Linked DNA regions of Homo sapiens: region 2 is linked to region 1. A link is a loop called in an ENCODE intact Hi-C map of the cell type or tissue named here. Cell type or tissue: HCT116. All regions are shown on one strand. Links, peaks and the distances in the headings refer to the core of each region. The heading gives the core; the rest is flanking DNA. Region 1 has its middle 61 kb from the start of SLFN11. Region 2 overlaps UNC45B (unc-45 myosin chaperone B).

Region 1 (5,376 bases), core at 168-5,167:
CTGTCAAAGAGTAAAATAAAGCAGTAGAATGGAGCAAATATTTAGAATGATAATGGAATAAAATGTGTTCAAACTAAAAGAGCACCTGAATCTATATATCATAGAGGCCTACCGTGTGTCTGAGAAGCTTAACACTGAGTAGTCAACACTGGGACATAACCCAAAATATACTTGTCGGAATGTAAAAACAGATTCCATTGGCAGCCACACAAAAAGACTGAGTCATTTATCAGAAAAAGAGTATCGGCCCCTCCCTGTAATCCCAGCAACTTGGGAGGCTGAGGTGGGTGAATCGCTTGAGCCCAGGAGTTGCAGCCCAGCCTGGGAAACATGAGCCCAGCCTGGGCAACGTAGGGAGACCTTGTCTCTACAACAAATACAAAAATTAGCTGGGGATGGTGATGTGTGCCTGTAGTCTCAGCTACTCAGGAGGCTGGGGTGGGAAGATCATTTGAGCCTGGGAAGTTGAGGCTGCAGTGAGCTGAGGTCACACCACTGCACTCCAGCCTGGGTTACAGAGCAAGACCCTGCCTCAAAAGAAAAAAAAGAAGAGTATCAGGTTCCGGTTCAAGATGACTGAGTAGAAGCAGCTAGTGCCTGCCTCTCTCTCAGAGAGGAACACAAAGTAGTGAGTAAATACTAACTCTACAAGTGAATAGGCTGAGATCATGCTAGGATTTTCTTCAAGGAAGTGATGGGACCCACAGAGAACAGAGAGAGAGGCAGAGCTGGAGCAGGGAGAAGCTCCCTAAGGCAGAGAAAGAGTCCCTGGGGAATCTACACTTAGGTCTTTGCAATTCAGGGTATGGGAGAGTCCCTTGACCAACCCCCACCCCACTGTGTAGGCCTCCAGACCTACAGAGGGTCTATGCAGAGGCACACTCAAGCCCACGTGGAACCCCTGGGCCTTTGATCCCCATGCAGCCCTGCCAACAAGTGGGACCAGCCTCTTCTGCACAACCCTAGGTTGTGGTGCAGCTGTGGTGCTGAGGAGAGGCCAAACTGCACACTGCACAACATCTCCATCCCCACTGCTCCTCACCAGACAGGGTCCCAGGCCTGGGCTCCTAGCACAGCTGCCCTGACCCCGCCTGAACACTGTGGCTCGTAATGGCTTGTAATGGGGATCAAGTTCCCCAGAGGTAACTGACAAGCCCTCCACAGTCGCCACTGCCGCTGCCTCCGCTTTTGCTGCCCTCAGGCCAAGGAGGGAACAAGAAGACTGGACACATTTGTGTGTACCTCCAGCATGGATGTCACAGCCAAGATACGGAGGAACAATGGACAGACTGCACACACCGGGCAACTCTCTGCATACACTATGAGGCTCACCACCTTCTGGCACCCAGTGCACCCGCCCCATTCCTGCCCGAACACCGCGGTGGAGACTTGGTGTTCCTCTGCGTGCAGGACTCATTGAGGTAGCTGACAGGCCCTTTTCGATCTCTGTTGCCTTTGCCTCCCCCTCCACCCCTGTTGCCCCCGGGTCTGGGAGGGAACAAGGAGGCTGGACACCTTCCTGTGCCTTCAGCACTGATGTCTCAGCTGAGATAAGAAGGAGGAGACTGTGTAACCGAGGACTCCCCGCGTCTGCTGTCCCCTGCCAAATCGGGCTCGCTGGCTTCCGGCCCACAACGGCCTTCCTGCCCCTTCCTGAAATTATGGCCATGGCTCGGTTCCTTTGAGAGCCCAATTCCCTGAGGCCAGCAACAAGCTTTTTGGCTCCATCCCTACCACCCCCAGGCCAGCGTGGGAAGAGGAGGCTTTGCACCTTTGTGTGCCCGCAGCAGTGAAATCCAGCATTGCTTGCGTGGGAGGGAAGTGCAAGAGTGCCCCGTCCCCACTGCCCCAGCTGAGGGGTCCTGCCCTCCCCGGTGAAAGACCCACAGCACAGCCACCCTGCCCCATGTAAACATTTTCAGCTGCAGCCCAGAGCCCTTCTGAAAACCCAACCCCCCAAGCTTTTGATCTTCCTTGGGATTCCACCGCCCAAGTGCTCTGCCTGCCCTCACCTGAGAGTTCAGCGGTGACCGACCCGGGAGACTAGCCCACTCCTCGTCATCACAGCCCGTACCTGAAGTCTGGGCTAGCCTGACCCTGGTCCAGCCCATTCCGGACTCATATACACTGTCCCAGCAGGCCGTCTGGGGTCCTGGAAACGGGGAACTACCTATCCCATTCCAACTCTGCTGCCACCCGATAACTTCCACCGGGGCCGAGGTCAGGTGGACCCAATCAGCGGACACCACCATAACCAACCATGTAAGGGTTTGGGGTGGAGCTCTCCCCGCCCCACCCTTCACATGAAGCAGCAGTGCTACCACATCAGAAAACAGAGGAGCCACAAAGCTATCTCTATTGGGCTGAGTTACAAAGTTTTGCCCCCAAACCACTCCCACGGAGACTCACAAAACAGTTTCCTGTGGCTCTCAACCACGTAGGGGTCCAGAGATTGGCTATGTGTGTCTGAACTAGGAGTCACCAACCCCGCCCAGAACAGGGGTGTGATAGGCAAACAGATCATGTTCCTGCCTATGTAGGATGGGGAGCCAGTACAGCCCCCTAACCTCCTCACCCCAAAGACACCTCAGCGCATTTCACCGGGAGCCACCCACCCACTGTCATCAGGGCTGGTGCCTGCACTCACTACTGGGGCCTTCTTAGGCAAGCTAGGGGCTCCAGCTACCCTCCAAGAACAGGAAAGCTTAGGGTAGGGGGCTCTCCACTGCCCAGCCCACCTCCTGAGACAATAGAGAGAACTTCACAGTAAACAAAGATCAGTTACATACTCCTCTGCTTGTGCCGCAGCTGACAATTACCCTTAAGCGCCATCTACTGGCCTGTAGATCAAATATCACAGCCCAGTGTAAAACCTGCCAACAGAAGTGCATAGGGTTACAGAAGCAAAGCCAGAAGGCCCTACTCAACATACTCTGTAGCTATACCCTGCTAGAGATGGGGTGGGGGAGAAAGGCAAAGAAAAAAAATTCTTTCCACATTAAATTAATTACAAAAATTAGAAGTGCTAGCCTCTCCAGATAAGAAGGAAACAGTGTAAGAATTCCAGCACCATGAAAAATCTGAATGTTGTGACACCACCAAAAGATTACACTAGCTCTCCACCAATGGACCCTAACAAAAAAGGAAGCTCAGAAATGACAGAGAATTCAAAGCATGGATTGCAAGGCAGCTCAACGAGATCCAAGACAAGGCTGAAAATCGACGCAAGGAAACTACTAAAGCAATCCAGAAAATGAAGGAAGAGATAAGCATCTTTTTAAAACTTATCAGATCTTCAGAAATTGAAAAACTCACTTACAGAATTTCAAAATACTATTGAAATCTCTATCAACAGACTAGATCAAGCACAAGGAAGAATTTCAGAGCATGAAGACCAATATTTCTAACTAACTCAGTCACACAGAAATAAAGAATTGTTTAAAAATGAGTAAAATTTTTTAGAAACATAGGATTATGTTAAGCAACCAAATCTACAAAAGATTGGAATTCCTGAGAGAAGAAGAAAAAGTAAACAGCTGGAAAACTTATTTGAAGGAATAATTCAAAAATGTTTTCCTAATCTTGTTAGAGAGGTAGACATCCAAACACAATAAACCTGGAGAACACCTGCAAGATACTATACAAGACAAATGTCACCAAGGCACATAGTCACCAGAGTATCCAAAGTCAATACTAAAGAAAAAATGTTAAACGACACCTAGAGAAAAATGTCAGATCACTTACAAGGGAACCCCATTAGGCTAACAATGGACTTCTCAGCAGAAACCTTACAAATGAGAAGAGATTGAGTACTTATTTTCAGTATTCTCAAATAAAAGGAAGTCCAACCAGGAATTTGATGTCTTCCCAAACTAAGCTTCATAAACAAAGAAGAAATAAAATATTTTCCAGGCAAGCAATTGTTAAAGGACCTTATTTTTTACCACTAGACTAGCATTACGAGATATCCTAAGAGAGTTTTAAATATGGAAATGAAAGAATGATGCCTGCTACCACAAAAGCACACTTAAGTATTATACATAGTTCACAGACCTTATAAAGCAACTACACAAATCGGGACTACAAAGAAACCAGCTAACAACATCACAACAGGATTAAAAACCTCACATATAAATATTAACGTTGAATGTAAATGGTCTAAATGTTCCACTTAAAAGGCACAGAGTGGAAATTGGACAAAGAGGAGCTAGAGAAAGAGATAGGGGTAAAAAGTTTATTCAAAGGGATAATAACAGAGAACATCCCAAACCCAGAGAAAGAAATCAATATCCAATTACAAGAAGGTTATAGAACACAAAGCAGATTTAACCTAAAGAAGACTACTTCAAGGCACGTAATAATCAAATTTCCAAAGCTCAAGGTTAAAGAAAAGCTCCCAAAAGCAGCAAAAGAAAAGAAAAAAATAATATGCAATGGAATCCCAATAAGTGTGGCAGCAGACATTTCAACCTTACAGGCCAGGAGAGAGCTGGCATGACATATTTAAAGTGCTGAAGGAAAAAAACACCCACCCTAGAATAGTATATCAGGTGAAAAATCCTTCAAACATGAAGGAGAAATAAGACTTTCCGAGACATACAGAAACAGGGATTTCATAAACGCCAGACCAGTCCTACAAGAGATGTGAAAGGCAGTACTTCAATCAGAAATAAAGACATTAATGAATGAGAAAAAATAATCTGAAGGTACAAATCTCATTGGCAATAGAAAGTACACAGAAAAACACAGAATAGTATAGCACTGTAACTGTGCCGTGTAAACTACTCTTATCTTAAATAGAAAGATTAAATGATAAACAAATATAGTAAAAACCAACTTTTCAAGACATAGTCAGTACAATAAGATGAATAAAAACAACAAAAAGTTAATTTTTTTTGAGACAGGGTCTTGCTCTTTCACCCAGGCTGGAGTGCACCGGTGTGATCTTGGCTCACTGAAACCTCTGTTTCTCAGGCTCAAGTGATCCTCCCACCTCAGCCTCCTGACTAGCTGGGACTACAGGCATGCACCACCATACCTGAGTGGTTTTTCTATTTTAAATAGAGATGAGGTTTTGCCATGTTGCCCAGGCTGGTCTCAAACTCCTGGGCTCAAGCAATCTGCCCATCTAGGCCTCTGAAAGTTCTGGAATTATAAACATGAGCCACTGCACCTGGCCAAAAGTTTTGTCTTGTAATCTATTTTGTCTGACACAAGTATAGCTACTCCTGCTCTTTTTTGGTTTCCATTAGCATAGAATATCTTTTTCCATCCCTTTATTTTCGGCCTATGTGTATCTGTATGGGTGAAACATGTTTCTTATAGGCAACAGATCATTGAGTCTTGCTTTTTATTTATTTATTTATTTATTATATA
Region 2 (5,376 bases), core at 156-5,155, 140 kb after region 1:
AGCACCATCATCATTCACTGCAGCCCTGAATTCCTGGGCTTAAGTGATCCTCCTGCCTCAGCCTCCCAAGTAGCTGGCAGTACAGGTGCACACCACCGTGCCAGGCTAATTTAAAATTTTTTTGTACAGATGGGGTCTCAATATGTTTCCCAAGCTAGTCTTGAATTCCTGGGCTCAAGCAATCCTCCCACCTGGGCCTCCCAAAGCCCTGGGATTACAGGCATGAGCCACCACCCCTGGTCCCATGTCACTTTTCAAAGCTGATCCCCTCAGACCTTTCTCCAGGCTTTCCCAATAGTTTATCTCCTCATTTAGGCCCCCACCATTTCTATCTCCCTGCCCAGTGTGCTGCACTCCAGGACCCTCGGCCCCCAGCCCTAGTTCCAAGCCTTGGCCCACTGCAGCCCCACCTGGCCAGCAGCTCCTTGGTCTGGTCAGTGAGGATGGCACTATCTGCTTTCACCATGCAAGCCAGGGCAGAGATGACACCCGCCTTCAGAAGCCGCTTCACCCGCATGTCTATAAAGTCCTTCTTGTCCTGAGGAGATGAAAAGATGGCAATGTGGGAGGGTCCTGGGTGCCAGGCCAATCGGTATTGGAACCAAAGATGGTGCATTTCTGAATTCTTGGGGTTGGTTGAATAATGGCCTCCAAAGATGTCCATGGCCTGGCCAGGCACAGTGGCTCATGCCTGTAATCCCAGCACTTTGGGAGGCTGAGGCGGGCGGACCACGAGGTTAGGAGATCAAGACCATCCTGGCTAACACGGTAAAACCCTGTCTCTACTGAAAATACAAAAAATGAGCCAGGCGTGGTGGCGGGCACCTGTAGTCCCAGCTGCTCAGGAGGCTGAGGCAGGAGAATGGCATGAACCCGGGGGCAGAGCTTGCAGTGAGCCGAGATCGCACCACTGCACTCCAGCCTGGGCGACACAGCGAGACTCTGTATAAAAAAAAAAAAAAAAATCCATGGCCTAATCTCTGGAACCTGTGAACGTGGGACCTTACATGGCAAAAGGGATTTTGCAGACACGATTAAGTTAAGGATTTTGAGATGAGGGGGTAAGCCTAGATTTCTGTGTGGGCCCAATATAATCACCAGGATCTTTATAAGAGGGAGGCAGGAAGATCAGAGTTAGTACTAGGAGATGTAACAATGGAATGGAAGTGAGGTCAGAGTGGTTCAAGGTCACCAGCCAAAGCATGTAGGTGGCCTCTAGAAGCTGAAAAAGGCAACAAAATGATTCTCCCTTAGAGCCTCCCAAAGAAACCAGCCCTGCTAACACCTTGACTTTAGCCGAGTGAGACTCATTTTAGGACTCTTGACCTCCAGAACTATAAGATTTTTAAAACCGGGCCAGGCGTGGTGGCTCCCGCCTGTAATTCCAGCACTTTGGGAGGCTGAGGTGGGTGGACCACTTGAGCCCAGGAGTTCGAGACCAGCCTGGGCAACATGGCGAAACCCCGTCTCTACTAAAAATACAAAAATTAGCTGGGCATGGTGGAGCGTGTCTATAATCCCAGCTACTCAGGAGGCTGAAGCAGGAGAATTGCTTGAGCCCAAGAGGCGGAGGTTGCAGTGAGCCAAGATTGCACCACTGCACTCCGCCTGGGCGACAGAGGGAGACTCAGTCTCAAAAAAAAAAAAAAAAAAAGTATAAAAATTGCGTTTTAGGCCACAGTGCGTGTGGCAATGTGTTCTAGAAACAATAGGAAACTAAGACACTTCTCCAGATTCCCTCTTCCCAAGCAACTGCCAAGGGGTATACAGCACGCCTTGCTGTCGTGTGTGATTGTCTCTCCTCTCTTCTTCCTTGCCTTACCTAATCCCAAGACAGAGCCTGAGGAGCTGATACCGTAGAAAACCAGTCCCAAAGATTCTCTCATTCACAGAGGAATGAAATAAAAGACGGATAATCCAAAAGACTAAATGATGCGTATATTGTTTTTCTTGGAGAAGGCTGAGGTGGGAGTGGAGGTAGAGAGAGGGTATAGGCAGGAAAGGACACAGTGGATGAAGCCGCCATAACAATGGATTGGGTTTGCTGGAAACCCAAAGTCAACCCAGGGTTAAAGAGTCCCTACAGATAATCCTCAGAGTGAGGAGTGGTGGGGAAGGGGCTGACAACCCTGGGCAAGCCCTGGAAGCCACACTGGAACTTCACAGCCACAGCACATGCTCTGCACCCTTGCCTGGATGAAACATCATGCAGCTTTCAAAAATGATTCAGAGGCCAGGTGTGGTGGCTCATGCCTGGATTCCCAACGCTTTAGGAGGCCGAGGTGGGTGGGTCACTTGAGGTCAGGAGTTTGAGACCAGCCTGACCAATATGGTGAAACCCTGTTTCTACTGAAAACACAAAATTAGCCGGGCATGGTGGTGCATGCCTGGAATTCCAGCTACTTGAGAGACTGAGGCAGGAGAATCACTTGAACCTGGGAGGCAGAGGTTGCATTGAGCCGAGATCTCACCACTGCACTCCAGCCTGGGTGACAGAGCAAGACTCTGTCTCAAAAAATAAATAAATAAAATAAAAATGATTCAGAGAATGAGATGGCAATGTGAAAAACATATTTTTCCAAAATTGGGCACAAAATGATAAATATATTCTAATTATAACTGTGAAAGGAAAAAAGATACATAGAAAAAAAGCCTCTGGTAGGTAACATAACATCAAAATGCCAACAGCAGTCATGTGGAGATGACGTAATCATGAGTGGTTATTTTCTTTTCCCCACATTTTAACTCGTTTTGCAGCATGATTATATTACTTTGATCATTAAAAAAATCTAAATGATTTTATTGGCTGGCAATATCTTGCATATATTCTTAAACAAATCACACACAAATCATATCTTCATGTGCAGGGAATTGTTGGAGAGGGTTCCAGGGGATCTGTGACTTCTGGGCTAATGCTGACCATGCCTCTCCTCTCATGATTCCTACTTAGCACCCATGTCACAAAATCCAGAAATCTGAGAAAATCAAATTGTTATCTGTTGGAGACATGAAATAAAACTGTCTTTTATCCATAAAATCAACAACACAAATTGCAAAGTGTCCATCATGGCTCTGTTTGTTTTCTCAGACTATAAATTGTTGGATTTTTTTCAAAATAGAAAATAAAAACAAAGAAAAAGCATGAGCACCATCTGGTGGGAAAGTTTACCATTAACATATTCAATGTATGTGTATCTTACCCCCAACCACCCAAACACACACCGTGCCACTCCTGACACCACTCCTTTTGCCGTTCCGCCTCCTTTGGAGGCCTAGTGGCACAGACCAGACCCCTCCCGGGTCGCGCCTGACCCTACCTTGGGGTGTTCCTCGGGCACATGCTGCTTGGAGAACTTGGCGAGCTGGACAAGCTCTGGGATGACCTCCTTGACATCGTAGCTGTTGGTGCAGTTCACCAGGGTGGTGGCCACCGAGTACAGGATGGTCTTGTCACTGGTCTGGAAGGCACAGGGTTGGGGAGAGGGAAAGCAGAAAGGAAACTTTAGGACAAACCTCTGCTTCCAGGATGCTCCCTCACGTGGCCGGCAGGTTGGTGTCGGAGGAGTGCAGCTGGTAGGGCCCATTCTGAGGAAAGACAGCAGCGCAGGAGAGGAACGGTTCTCCCCATAAAGGCAGGCAGCAGTGTCTCCTGCACCCTCCACAGTAGCTCTGACAGTATGAATAGGAGCTGTCCCACAAAGATCCTCGCTTTGCGCCTCTTCCACAAGCCCAGTCTAACACTTTCCCATCCAACTGGAGATGGGGTGGGAGCTGGACATTTTCCGGTCCTGGTGAAAATCTCTCCCATGCTTCCTCCATTTACTGGTAGAAAAGGGCCAGGGAGTTGGCCCAGCAGATGAGGAAAGGAGTCTGGGGGGGCCTGGGAGGGAGGGCAGGTTCCCAGAAAGGCCAGGCACAGCCTCTTTTATTTATTTATTTTCTTGAGGCAAGGTCTCTCTCTGTCACCCAGGCTGGAGTGCAGAGCTGGAATTCTAGCTCACTGCAGCCTCGATCTCCCAAGGCTCAAGCAATCCTCCCACCTCAGCCTCCCGAGTAGCTGGGATTACAGGTATGTGCCACCACGCCCAGCTAATTTTTGTATTTTTTGTAGAGTTGGGGTTTCACCATGTTGCCTAGGCTGGTCCTGAACCCCAGAGCTCAAGCCATCCGCCCGCCTCAGCCTCCTGAAGTGCTGGAATTACAGGCACGTGCTACGATGCCCTGCTTTTTTTTTTTTTTTTTTTTTTTTTAGCTGCCTCAGGTCCTTCAAGACCTCACCTCCTGAGGGCCCCAGGAAAACAAACTGCCCTCCTGTGCATCTTCCCATCTCTGGAAGGCATTGGGAGTCGGGAGTCCATTTTACAATCAGGTAAAATGAGGGCCAGAAAGGGGGAAATAACCAATCATGTTTATACAGGGGTAAGGAGTAGAGCCAGGAGGAAGACTGGGATCCATTCCCTGTGGGTCTGGACCCAGCAGACCTTTCCTGAGGTTTGTGGTCGGGCCAGACTCCCCGACACCTGCCTTGGCCAGCTCAAACATGGCCTGCAGGGCAGGGACGTCCTGGACAAAGTCGTCCTTCACATCAGCGTCCAGCGTGAGGTAGGCCAGGCCCTCCACTGCCCAGCGTCGGGTCCGAGTGTCTATGGACATATTGCACAGCCACCTGGAAGTGAGGAGGGAGCACACATGGGAAGGGGCCCAGGGCTAGGTCAAGAGGGTGAAGCGATTTCAGGGTGGTGAACCAGGGGTGAGGTCCCTTTCACACTCCACTAGAGCACACCCCAGAGACTCTTGCCCGGAAGGCGCATGAGGAGATGGAGGGCCTGGGAAACACAGCCCCCTTACTTGCGACACTGTTTGGCCAGTTTTTCTGTCGACCCTTCCGCAAACTGCCTGAGACCGTAGTCTGTGCCACCTGCAGAGCCGAGCTTACAGAGTCCCTGAGGAGGAGAGGAGACAGCAGACACATGCAGGATCAGAGACACCAAGGCTTGGGGATGAAGCCTTGCTCAAACAGGTTTCTATGGCCAGAACACTTCGCCCCTCTTTCTTTGCTTGGATCCACCTCTGTGCAGACTGTAAAACTCAGCTCAGGTGTCACCTCTGCTGAGATACTTTCCCTGATGCTCTGGGTTAGGGTAGAGGCCCATAAAGTTGCAAATTCTTGACCTGCCCCCTTCCCCCACCATTTTGACCCCACAGATGTATTGTGCCTGCCATTTTGAAAAACCAGCAAGACCAAGTTAACCATATCTGAAGCTTCAATGGGGAACCTTGTTACGGCACAGAAACTGACAGAGAAATCCTATCTTCTGGATAACAGATTCAGATGTGCAAAATTTTACCCAGAGAAAATTGGACTTTTCTTAGGGG

What was found. A loop is a pair of places that touch in the nucleus more often than their neighbours do. Peaks named below come from ENCODE experiments on the same cell type or tissue, not always from the same donor. Only the 100,000 strongest peaks of a DNase experiment are listed, where the experiment ranks them.
Region 2: a loop joins it to region 1, with 2.2 times the contacts of the local background. A loop is called at or near these places in 27 of 110 quality-filtered maps.

What each region holds. Positions count from the first base shown.
Region 1 is chr17:35,310,343-35,315,718 of GRCh38, reverse strand. No RefSeq gene overlaps it. Among named protein-coding and RNA genes, the nearest start is that of SLFN11, 61 kb to the left of the region's middle. RefSeq lists enhancers at 373-1,031, 1,693-2,352, 3,531-4,032. In HCT116, for the core only: CTCF peaks have their summits at 2,652 and 2,852 (motif pointing left); a DNase peak (open chromatin) is centred at 2,828; H3K27me3 peaks cover 856 bases.
Region 2 is chr17:35,169,404-35,174,779 of GRCh38, reverse strand. It overlaps UNC45B (unc-45 myosin chaperone B), which reads right to left. Exons shown (of 20, transcript NM_001267052.2): 11 at 4,849-4,943; 12 at 4,525-4,666; 13 at 3,318-3,458; 14 at 411-538. Among named protein-coding and RNA genes, the nearest start is that of SLC35G3, 22 kb to the left of the region's middle. In HCT116, for the core only: a CTCF peak has its summit at 3,173 (motif pointing left); no DNase peak of the experiment used is centred there.